2 separate regions of the Homo sapiens genome follow, and region 2 is linked to region 1. The links are chromatin contacts, found by Hi-C or POLR2A ChIA-PET in ENCODE. All regions are on one chromosome and are shown on one strand. The core of a region is the stretch at or near the end of the contact, and the rest is flanking DNA. Distances in the headings are between cores, read along the strand shown. Region 1 overlaps STXBP5-AS1 (STXBP5 antisense RNA 1). Region 2 has its middle 200 kb from the start of SASH1.

Region 1 (5,554 bases), core at 2,707-5,206:
GTTCAAGGTCAAACATTAACTATGCATAGGCAGAATTAAAACTGATGTCTACTGACTCTGAGGACTGTGATCTTTCTTCCTCGCAGTGCTGTCTGCTACAAATAAGTATTTCTAAAACACAACAGTACATAATGTGCAGATTATAAGTGGGCATCCTTTCCTCTAAGTAGCTGACTTTTCAATTTGTTCTGTTCAAACTTGGTTAAAACATTTATTTTTCTAGCATTGACTCTGAGATTCTTCCAAATACTTGGAGACACCATGCACAAAGATACAGCGTGCAGTGCACTTAATGTCAAATGCACTTGCTGCCAGAATGATCAAGAGTAAAAAAGAGAATTGCACACAAAGGCCGACATAGGAACCAGTCTCCAACTTCCTGTACTTCAGAAATACACTGTAGATAATTGGATGATATTCCTCTATACAAGTGTAAATGGGTAAGGTACTTCATCATCAGACTGCCTTGTGATTTAGCAAGTCTGCATCCAAAGATATCTCTAAATGCACATAAATGACTAAGGCTTCATAAGCCAGAGAGAATCATATCTCTTCATATCGCTTCATAAGCCAGAGCGATCAGTCAGTATCTCAGAGAGTTGGTGCCAAGAGGATGGAAGTAAAAATTGAGAGGAGCAATCTATAGCCAGGTCTGGATGTAGAAGAACATTGGTAAGGAAATAAACACTAAAAATTCAGCATGCACACTTCCACGAAGAAACCATCTTGACAGAAATGGTGTCATAAAGGGTAAATGAGAAAAGCCCCTTCTATTTGTTCATGGTGTTACTGCATTTTTATTATAGATTGTCCCAAGGGAGCTGAACTATGTATCCTAACATCAAATGGTAACCAGTTACTACTCACGTCCTTTTGTGCATAGACTGAAATTACTTGTGCTTAATTGAACTACTCTGCAGGAAATGGAATCCTCCAAATATCCTCAGCTTCCTAAAAGAGATTGCTTTAAAAAAGTCATAAAGTTACTGCTCAGAATCTCAAATTTTATAAAGAGGTTTGTAGTTGTATACTATTCATATGACACATTTTATTTTCCCTTATGTATTAGGCTTCCATCTCTGGGACCTAAGACCCTCCAAGAAAATACTACCTGAATTTTTTCTTTCTGTTACCAGACTATTTCCCATAGGCCTTAGATATATAGCTGACTGAAGTTGCTTTTAAAAATAATATACAGACAATGCTCTGTGATGTAAATATGACTGGCTTTTAGCTATATTTCAAAGATGACCATTGAGTAATATTTTCCCCAGGGAGCCCCAGCAGTGAAATACCCCAACACTATTGATGTTTTTCGCAACCTGACCCAGATATCTGGTTACCCTTCAAATGACTGCGCGATTGTTCTCTGACTGCCTGGTTACACCTAATATACTCAGGATATACCTCTTTGGCCCCAAAAGAAAGGAAGTCCAGTGTCTGTAATTCCATTGCAGCCGAAGGCAACAGGGTTCACATCCAACGACTGGCTACAGCTCTTAGCACTACTGAGTTCCGACAAAAGTGTTGTCCCTTCTCCAGCCATATAAAAATGGACTTTGTTTTCTCAAAGACTCATGAGTGTCCCAAAAATTCTACTCTCCCTTCTCAAATATAAACATCAGAATCTTCCTTGGAGAGGTGAGAGACTCGAACACTTCACTCTCTTCTTTGGTTAAGGATTCTTCCCTTTCAGGAGGCTGAGGATTGGCTATAATATTTGCTTGTGTTTCATCCTTTCTCTTTGAGTCTGAGTCTCTGTGTGGAGGTCCAATTGTCTAGGGGCAAAAATAACCCATTCTAGCTCCAATCATTGAACTAGAACATTAGTCCTTATACAAATAACTATATTAGGGAATATTACTGGTTTCTACAGGGAAAATAGATTTTCTGCTAGAATAGAAATGTGAACACTTCCTCTACTTTAAAGTACAAAAAATATTCTATTTCACCTTTCACAATGCCAAAGGCACCTCTGTATCACTCAAAAGTATGTGTTGATTGGCCAGGCATGGTGGCTTACGCCTGTAATCCCAGGACTTTGGGAGGTTGAGGCGGGCGGATCACGAAGTCAGGAGCTCGAGACCATCCTGGCTAACATGATGAAACCTCATCTCTACTAAAAATACAAAAAATTAGCTGGGCGTGGTAGCACACGCCTGTAGTCCCAGCTACTCAGGAGGCTGAGGCAGGAGAATCACTTGAACCTGGGAGGTGGAAGTTGCAGTGAGCCAAGATTGTGCCACTGCACTCCAGCCTGGGTGACAGAGCAAGATTCTGTTTCAAAAGAAAAAAAGAGTATTTGTTGATAAATAAAAGTTAAACTTTAAAAAATATATTGTTTTCCCATCACTTTTATTGTCTGATTGAGGAAAATTACCTCATATTTGTCTCATTCAGTTCATCTTTCAACATGGGATTCTAACTATAGAAGTTGTCATGAAACCAACCAAAGTTATCAACAGAGCCCTGGCTTTAGAAGATACTGCCTTGGGTTAACAAAGAGGACAAAAATAACCTGTGTTTAAGTGTTTAATTCTGTTTTCATAATGTATTTATTTCAAAGATTTTTAAGTGGAAATATGGGACTTTGTAAAATAAGTTTTTAAAAATATCCTTAATTGTTCATGGCCAGAGGAGATGAAATTGCCAGAATAAGGATGACATGGAACACCCAGGGGTAGACTAGGAGGGATGTAAATGTGAAGATACCAAGAGATGGCATCCTTGTATCTCCATCAGTGCCTGTCATCACAGAGCTACCTTAAACGATCACATAACCTAAGGAAAATGAGTGGGCTTAGTATGTAAATGCAACTTTAAGACAATCCCCAGCTTTTCTTCCAACATATTGCAGTCCCTGAGCCCATAGCGTAATAGAAATTCTGGAAGCTAGCATCTTCTAATCCAATAAAGCTCAATAGTAATAACAAAAACCTCTAAAGAAGTCGTATCTCAAGCTTGAAATAACTTGTAACCTCCTCATCTCTTTTTCTGTATTGTTACTGAGTAGCAATCTTGAATTCAAGCAATTAAAAAGTGGAAAATATTTGTAATATTCCTATATCAATAACACTGGTTAAACACTTTATATATATATATATATATATATATATATATATAAAATACACTTACATGAAGTGCATAATTTAGCACTTACTATAGACCAGATTCTTAATTTTGTGCATTACCTCACTTGTTTCTCAAAGCAGCACTGTGTGAAGTAGATACAATTCTTTTACCCATGTTAGTAGTTGAGAAAACAATCTCAGAGAGCAGAAATGACTTGCTGCAAGTTATACCATGAGTGACAGAGCTGAGAGGTTAGCACAGTCTCTCTGACAGGAACACCCTAGCTTATAACCACCATGTAACACTGCCAAAACAGTAAGGAGGTATTTGAGTTTTCAGGGTCTGCACACATATGCAGTTGATGGCTGTTGGGAAACTAAATATGAAAATAGCTTGGCTTATGCAGTACAGAAAAATGTTTATTCTATTTCCTAGGATGTAGGCTGGTGGCAGAAAGTAGACCCTGGAGAACAGGAGCACTTGGTTTCAAATAAAATACCTGCATTAAATATTCAGCTTTCCTGCACCTTTATGTGAGTACAGTACCAGAGGAATGGGCAAACTGGCAATGGCTCAGCCTTGGTATAAACAAATCTCTGCACTGGCCCCACTGAAGGCCTGATACTTTATCAACTGGTGAGACCCAGAAGGGGTACCAGGAACACACAGTTTCCCCAGGGCCACTGCTGCAGCCTCCCTGGTTAGATCGTGGTGCCAATCAGGCCTCCAGGTTGATAGGAATTGATGTGGATTAGTTTCACAAAGCTGCCTCTCTTTAGCCCCAGTCAAATGCAGCTGTCCAGGTAAACCTAATGCCAGCAATGGTCAGATAGGCATCTTTGTGGTTGCTTGGATAATAGGTATGTTTATTTCCTCTGTGATGTCTGGGCAAGTGCCAAGGTTCAGGCCTCTGGCTAAGGAAGCAGAGGGACTCAATGGGAAATTGCCAGAGGGCTGACTCTAGCTGAACATTTTTGCCAGCAGCTATTTGATCATTCTAAAGATAAAGAGGACAAGGAAGAGCCAAATTCATTTTGCAACTGGAGTCCTCTGGGTGTTCAGTCTCTTTGTAATATACTGTTAATGTGATTAAAATGGAAGCATTTAGACTTAAATGGTTGTTGGAATAAATTAGGGACATCAAAATTGGCAGAGTTTAGGTTTTGAAGAACTCAATTCTGTCAGCTCTCCATGAAAGTTAATCACTCCAATATTAAGCTATTTTTTTCATGATGTGAAATTTGGCAGTGAACAAAATCAACAGGGTCACAGCTTCAAAGAGGAATCCACTACATTTTGGCAGAGAAATGTGCCTAAGAATGCCTCTTTTAAAGGACTTAAGAGGAAGCATCTATTAATCAGAGGGGGTAGAAGAGGTGTGTGTGTGCATACATGTACCCAGTATCTGAGAGCCAGTCGGTGAAACTGATTTTTTAATGTAATCTGCTGTCTTCAAACACTTTTCCATTGGTCTTCAAAAATAAAAAGAAGCAAAAATTCAAATAGCAAAAACACCTCTAAATGTACATGTGACACAGACATACGCATACATGTATATAAACACATATACGCAGACAGGTAGCACGTGAAGAATAAGATGGTGAGAGATGTGTATATATTTATATGCACGCATGCACATGTGCACACTGACATTTTGGTTGCCTGGGTAGCAAGCAGAAACAGAAAGCTTCTCAGAGTAGAGCTAGCCACTTCTTGAAGATCTGACATGTCTCAGGCAGTCGTGGGTAGCTCAGAGCAAAATCTTTGAAGAAAGCAAATTTGAATGTCTCTTTATGATCGTATTTATACCTCAGACTTTTTTTTTTTTTTTTAATCCTCAGACTCCTTAAGTCCATGGGGAAAGGGCTGCAAAATAGGAGTTTGGCTTTTTGGCCTATGAATTAATGACAGTTTCTGGATCAGCTATTTCCCAGAGAACAAATCTCTTATTTCCCTCAACACACACACACACACACACACACACACACACACACACGGATACAGAATATACACATGCACTCAACATTATCAGCTCTTCTGTATATGTGTGTCTAACACATTGTTAATGGTTTTCATTTTCAGTGTTTTAAGGATTTCCCTGAAGGTTATCCAAATAACAGCTTTGCAAAAAAATACATAAAAGGCCACGTTCAAATTGTCTTTTGAATGATGCCCTTGCTAGTCATGAAAATAAGCTCTTTCTCATACGCCCGGTGCAGTACTAAAAAAGAACCTGGCACCAGCCGTGATGAAAATCCAGTCTGGGGACTAGGAGAAATGAAATATACTGTGCCCTTTCTCTGAGGTCATGACTCCATCCTCAAGAAGGCTATAGCAAACAATGTTTAGGGGTAGAAAGTGTCACATGTAAAATATCCACTGGGAACTTTGGCTTACGATACTCCTGCATATGCTAGAGAAGAAAACAAAGGTTTATTTCCTATGATATATCAATCTTAGGCTTTTTATGTGATCAGGTAAA
Region 2 (5,400 bases), core at 1,205-3,704, 1.2 Mb before region 1:
TTAGTAACAAAATAGGCATACAATGTAAAGATATTTAGGTAAGCATTTTAAAAAATCCGTTGAGAAAGTTGAATGCAATTGCCTCCAGGGAGCAGAAAATTGTGGTGAGTGTTGGGTAGAAACTGATGTTTTTTATGTCAAGACGGGATGCTATTAGCTACTTTATGTGTTTGTGAAACTTGGATAAAATAACAACTAAGTTAAAAAATAAGTAACAAAAGAATATACACAGTATTACATATTTTATAAAGTATAAAGCCAAACAGTATATTGTTTAGCGACACATACATAGGTGCATGGGAAACCATAAAGGTAATGAAAAAATGAATGACAAAGTGGATGGAAATTTTTTTAAAAACATACAAACCAACAACAACAGGATATAGCAATTAGCTGGGGCAGAGGGATAAGAATGGAGAGGGAACTCTCAGAAAATCGCAACAGTGTGGGTAATGTTCTGCTTCTTAAGTGGAGTAATGGGTTCATTTTTTTTTTATAATTCTGCTTTGTAATTTGAGCATATATAAATTTATATATACTATATATAAAATGTATATGTATCGAACATTTTATGAAAACAAAAGATGTTGTCTTTATAAAATGCATTAATGAAAACCTATAGAATATTGATCGTCTTTTAATCTATAGCTTGATTTCAACTTTTAGCAGTAAATTTAGAAAGTTCACAGAGATGATCATTATGTGTAATGAGCATCAGGACTTATTATAGGTCAATTGACATCAAGAACTTAATGATATGGGGATTTTCCATATTGCAGTTAAAACTATTTAACAAAAAAAGAATTCTCAACTTTTCTTCCTTTGAACTACTAGAGAATTATTGATGTTTATGGTCTTCGTCTTTATTTGGGTTCTACTTGAGATTAATTGTGGCCTGCCCCACACTTTACCTAACTGCTTTTTATGTTAACCTAAGCTACCCCAATACCCATTAGCACTGAGTGCCATTAGCAGTGATATTACCTCCTTGACTACTCATGCTGAACTCACGTGTAATAACAATGAGGTAGGCTATTAGGAAGAATTCGTCTTACACAGCACGACTGAAAAACACTTCTAAGTCTTCCCCAAGTGATATAAAATGCACCAAAAGTTATAACAAGAGAACATCCAATCTCCATAAATGGCTCTATTTGTCAGTAGCTTTATTTTCAATACCAATTGTTGGAAAGTAATGTACTTCTATCCACGTTTCAAACTGTACTTACTGGTAACTAATTTGCACAGCCTGAGAGATATTTATTTGGGATGACATTGAACTGAGCTTTCAATATTTCTGATCTCCATCTTCTCTTTGGATAGGCCATCTCTGACAGAGCAAGAGTCAAAAAATATGTATTTGAAATCTGCTGATTGTCATTTGGTTGCAGTGCTTTATTTGGAAAAACTACTTCCAGGAACTGTGTTGGGATGCCAAAGCTGACTAGACTGCACCTTTGCCTTTAACATTACAGATTTTAAAAAAAGTTAAAAAAACAAAAAACCCTCATTTTTTTCAAGCAATATCCCATATACTTACAGTCCAACTGATATTTATTGACTATCTCTGACATGAATAGCTCTAATAAGTTATTTTCCTATTCGATGACACAAAGGGATGAAACAACCAAAACAGCTGTCAGATTAAGAATGCTGTTGTCACCATCAATTAAATCCCTTTGCTAGATAGCTCTGACCACGCACCTGTTTCCTTTCCTTTTCCTTTTTTTTTTTTAAATGGAGAGCTACTCTCCCCCCCTTCCCCTTCTCCTTGTATTGAAAGAAAGGCAGGAGGGGAAAGGGACGATAATTTAGCTGAAGGTCAACTAGGGCACCTGCTAATGGCTCCCTCTCCTCCCATCACTGATTGCCTGAAAATAGGAAATCAGCCCAAATCTATTGTTGTGATCAGGGAGCAAAAGCTGTAATGCTGGTGAGTGAGCACGTGCTTCTTCCTGCCTCTTTTTCCTTCGAAGAAAAATGATTACTACATTTAACTGACACACTGTAGAGCAAATCCCTTCTTTAGAGCTCATCAGTCTGAAGGGTGATGGGGATGCGGCCCAGAAGAACTGGTCTCCCCTGATGAAAACACCTGCTGCCAGAGCCGCCCACCGCCTCTTTCCTCTCGCTTCCCTCACGTTTCCATGGTTCAAGGTGATCCTTAAAACCATGGATGAAGTGTGAGGCTTGCAATGTGTCAGCACCTAAAAGTGGGTACGCTAGGGTATCCTGGATTTTCCTGTGTTTGGGAGAATAATCAGCGATGACTCAGTTCTAAGAGCAGGCCAGACCCATGATGGGGAGAGAAAAAGCAACTGTGAGAAGCTGATGGTGTCCCAGCCTGCATCCAGTCTGACCCTTGTCTGTCCTTCCAGACAGGATATGAGCAAAGTTACCTAGCAGCACCAGCGGGAACTGAGCCAATGAAAACCCCCTGCCCTGCTGCATTCTAATTTCACAGGTGCCCCCGCCTTCCGGGCACAACAGGAAATGAGTCAAGGCAATGATGATAATGAGAGGAAGAAAAAAAGTGCTTCCTCTGTACAAAATGCTTACACACAGGTAATCTCATCTTTTAATTGACTTCTTCCTCAATGCAAAGCAGGTTATTGTCCTTATCTTTAAGAATGAAGACATAGATTTTCTGAGAGAGGTGAAGGTGATGTATGAGGTCACATGAAGGTCACAGCTAGGAGCTGACTCAGCTCATGACACCTCTCGGAAGACGGGGAAATTTCCAACTGAACTTTTTGTAGTTAATACTTGAAAACTTTTGCCTCTCATGAGACTAGGTTTTTTTGAATATTATTTTAAAATGTTTTATTTCCTGACAGTATACAATCTTTATGGTAGGTAATATATTCTTAGAGATGCCAAGAAAAAAAAATTATTATCACCATCTACAAACCACTGTGAATTTTTGTGCTTCCATGGGATACTAAGAGTCAAAGACTTTTTATATTTTTAAATCTATCATTTACCTTTTAGCAAGTATCTGGTTAGTAACTTGGCATAATGTTTTACTCTCTTCATTTTTTTTTTTTAAGAGACAGTCTTGCTCTCTCACTCTGATGGGAGTTCAGTGGCACTATCATAGCTCACTGCAGCCTCGAACTCCTGGGCTCAAGCAATTCCTCCTACTTCAGCCTCCTGAGTGGCGGGGACTACAGTAGTGCGCCACCAGGCTAATTGTTTTATTTTTTGGAGATACAGCATCTCTCTATGTTGCCCAGGCTGGTCTCGAACTCCTGGCCTCAAGCAATCCTCCTGCCTCAGCCTACCAAAGTGTTGGGATTACAGGTGTGAACCACCGTACCCAATCTCTTTTTCATTTATTAAATGAAATTAATCAAATTTACCTGATTTGAAAATTTGAAAACAATAAACTGCTAAGCATACCTGTATTTTGGCTTTAGTTTAAAAAGTGAAAGATGGCAAATGTTTCTTCAATTAAAAATGCAGTCACAATATAAGCATAAAATAACTCATATAACATATTAGGACTACCCAGGAAACAACATATGCAATAAAAAAAATAGTGACAAATATAGAAATACTGAATTTGTAAGGTCATTCAACTTTTTGTACTCCAGCAGCAACAGATTATGAACTGGTTTTATTAAGCACTGTAGCCCCAATAATTAATTTAAAGGTTGCAGCTAGCACAGTGTCTGGCCCAAATAAAGTATTGAGTTAATATATGTTCCCTGATTAGCTTGCTTCAACTGCTTCACAAAGTTTACTTACATTGAAAAATCATGTTGTACCTAATAAATACATCGAATTTTTATGTCAACTATACCTTTTAAAGTATTATACATATATAGTCTCTAAATAATAACTAAATGAGCTGGTGTTATAATGAATCTGTTTCATGATTTTGAATTATTTTACAATAACGGTAACGGAATTCTTAAAGTCTTTAGCAAAATAAACATACGTTCATTCTGTACCTATTTTTGGATCTATAAATCATGAAGTAAAAAGTATTCAGGCCACTCAAATGACATATAATTGGACATAAAGCCTGTGGTAGCATGATTTTAATTTTAGGAGAAATTAGTCTCTCTGTAGACTTTATTCTTATGAAACACTCTCCTATTTCGTTTTTCCTTTTCTTCTATTCCTCCCAGTCGCTGCTCTTAGACATCATCAATGTGCTTGTGTGTATAAAAGGCCGTGGCTCCATTGCGCCCCCTGGTGTGAAGTGTTTGTTCCACCAGAACTCCGAATGTCCAGAATTCCATCTCCATTTTGCTTTGAAACATTGAGTTGACTATTAATATGACCATATTAATGTGATCAAAATAAAAAAGCAACAAAACAAAATTGAGAGAGGACCCTAACCTCTGAGCTCCATCTTCCACCACCAAGTCAATTTTAGTCCATTCACAAGGCTTCAAAAGATTTTAAAAAATACACTGTGTAATGATTCAGGCCTCTATATAGGTGGTAAATGGCAAAGTGCCCATCATCACTTTTTTCTGGACTCATAACTAAGTTATACTATCTCAGGCCCTAGCACAGAATCAAACATAATCTCACATTAGACCCACTCAGTACAATTTTATGAGACATTCTTTCTTGCAGACACCAAGCCAGCCCACAAATATCACAAACTGTGTAAAATACATTCATTTTTATTCTGATGTGATATTCCATATTATGGACTATTTTGTTACTTTAGATTTGTTGCTCTCAGTGGTGATATTATCCAGTTGATGATTTGATTTTCTTTTTGTTCTCATAGCCCCAGATGGACTACAAATACAATATAATCAGTCCCTAACATACGAGTGAGCAGTGTTCCTAAAGTGTATATATAACTTAGTCATTTGGAACTCAAAATACATTTTCCCACAGAAAAAAATTTAAAATATGATAATTCGTTTCCAAGGGTAACCCCTAAAATCAATTTAACCCAGATTGAATTGGAAATATTTTACTAACAGTACCATTTCTACTAAAGTTGGCCAACCATTTATAAAATTATTTGTCCAGGAAAATGAATTCTGAGGTTTACCTTAGGACTACCAGAAACACTCCTCTCTTTCAGAGAAGTAGAAAGACCATCTGGCTTCTGACTGGGGGGCTGCAGGGGGTCTGGCTGGAGTGACCACGCAGATACTCTTTAAGGGCTGGCATGTGCATGGGTGAGGAGAAAAAGGCAGAATTCATACCATTTCCCCAAATCACTACCCGGCCTCTGTCCTACTGTATGGGAAGAACGCTCAGTATTAGATGATTTCGCATTTAGGAGCACGTAAATCCTTCAGCTGAAAGATGCCACGGCATCTACTGTGCTTTCAGGGACTCTCCCCAGACACACAGTGAGAAAGGGATTATGAAATGTAGGAGAAAGCACGCACCCACTCACTTATCAGCACACTCAGTGAT

What was found. Hi-C counts contacts between places; a loop is a spot of excess contacts on that map. ChIA-PET counts read pairs that join two places held with the same protein, here RNA polymerase II (POLR2A). Pooled maps may share reads with other maps.
Region 2: a loop to region 1 is called in a pooled map, with 3 times the contacts of the local background. The contact joins two enhancer-like sites. A Hi-C loop is called at or near these places in 3 of 50 pooled maps. POLR2A ChIA-PET finds 5 or more read pairs at or near these places in 2 of 52 experiments (A549 and WTC11).

The regions. Positions count from the first base shown.
Region 1 is chr6:146,903,970-146,909,523 of GRCh38, reverse strand. The region is part of intron 7 of STXBP5-AS1 (STXBP5 antisense RNA 1); the gene reads left to right. Among named protein-coding and RNA genes, the nearest start is that of LUADT1, 250 kb to the left of the region's middle. Within about 2 kb of position 3,956, at least 3 of the 41 ENCODE cell types and tissues checked have a DNase peak (open chromatin) inside an H3K27ac peak, as active enhancers do.
Region 2 is chr6:148,143,910-148,149,309 of GRCh38, reverse strand. No RefSeq gene overlaps it. Among named protein-coding and RNA genes, the nearest start is that of SASH1, 200 kb to the left of the region's middle. RefSeq lists an enhancer at 1,680-2,879. Within about 2 kb of position 2,454, at least 3 of the 41 ENCODE cell types and tissues checked have a DNase peak (open chromatin) inside an H3K27ac peak, as active enhancers do.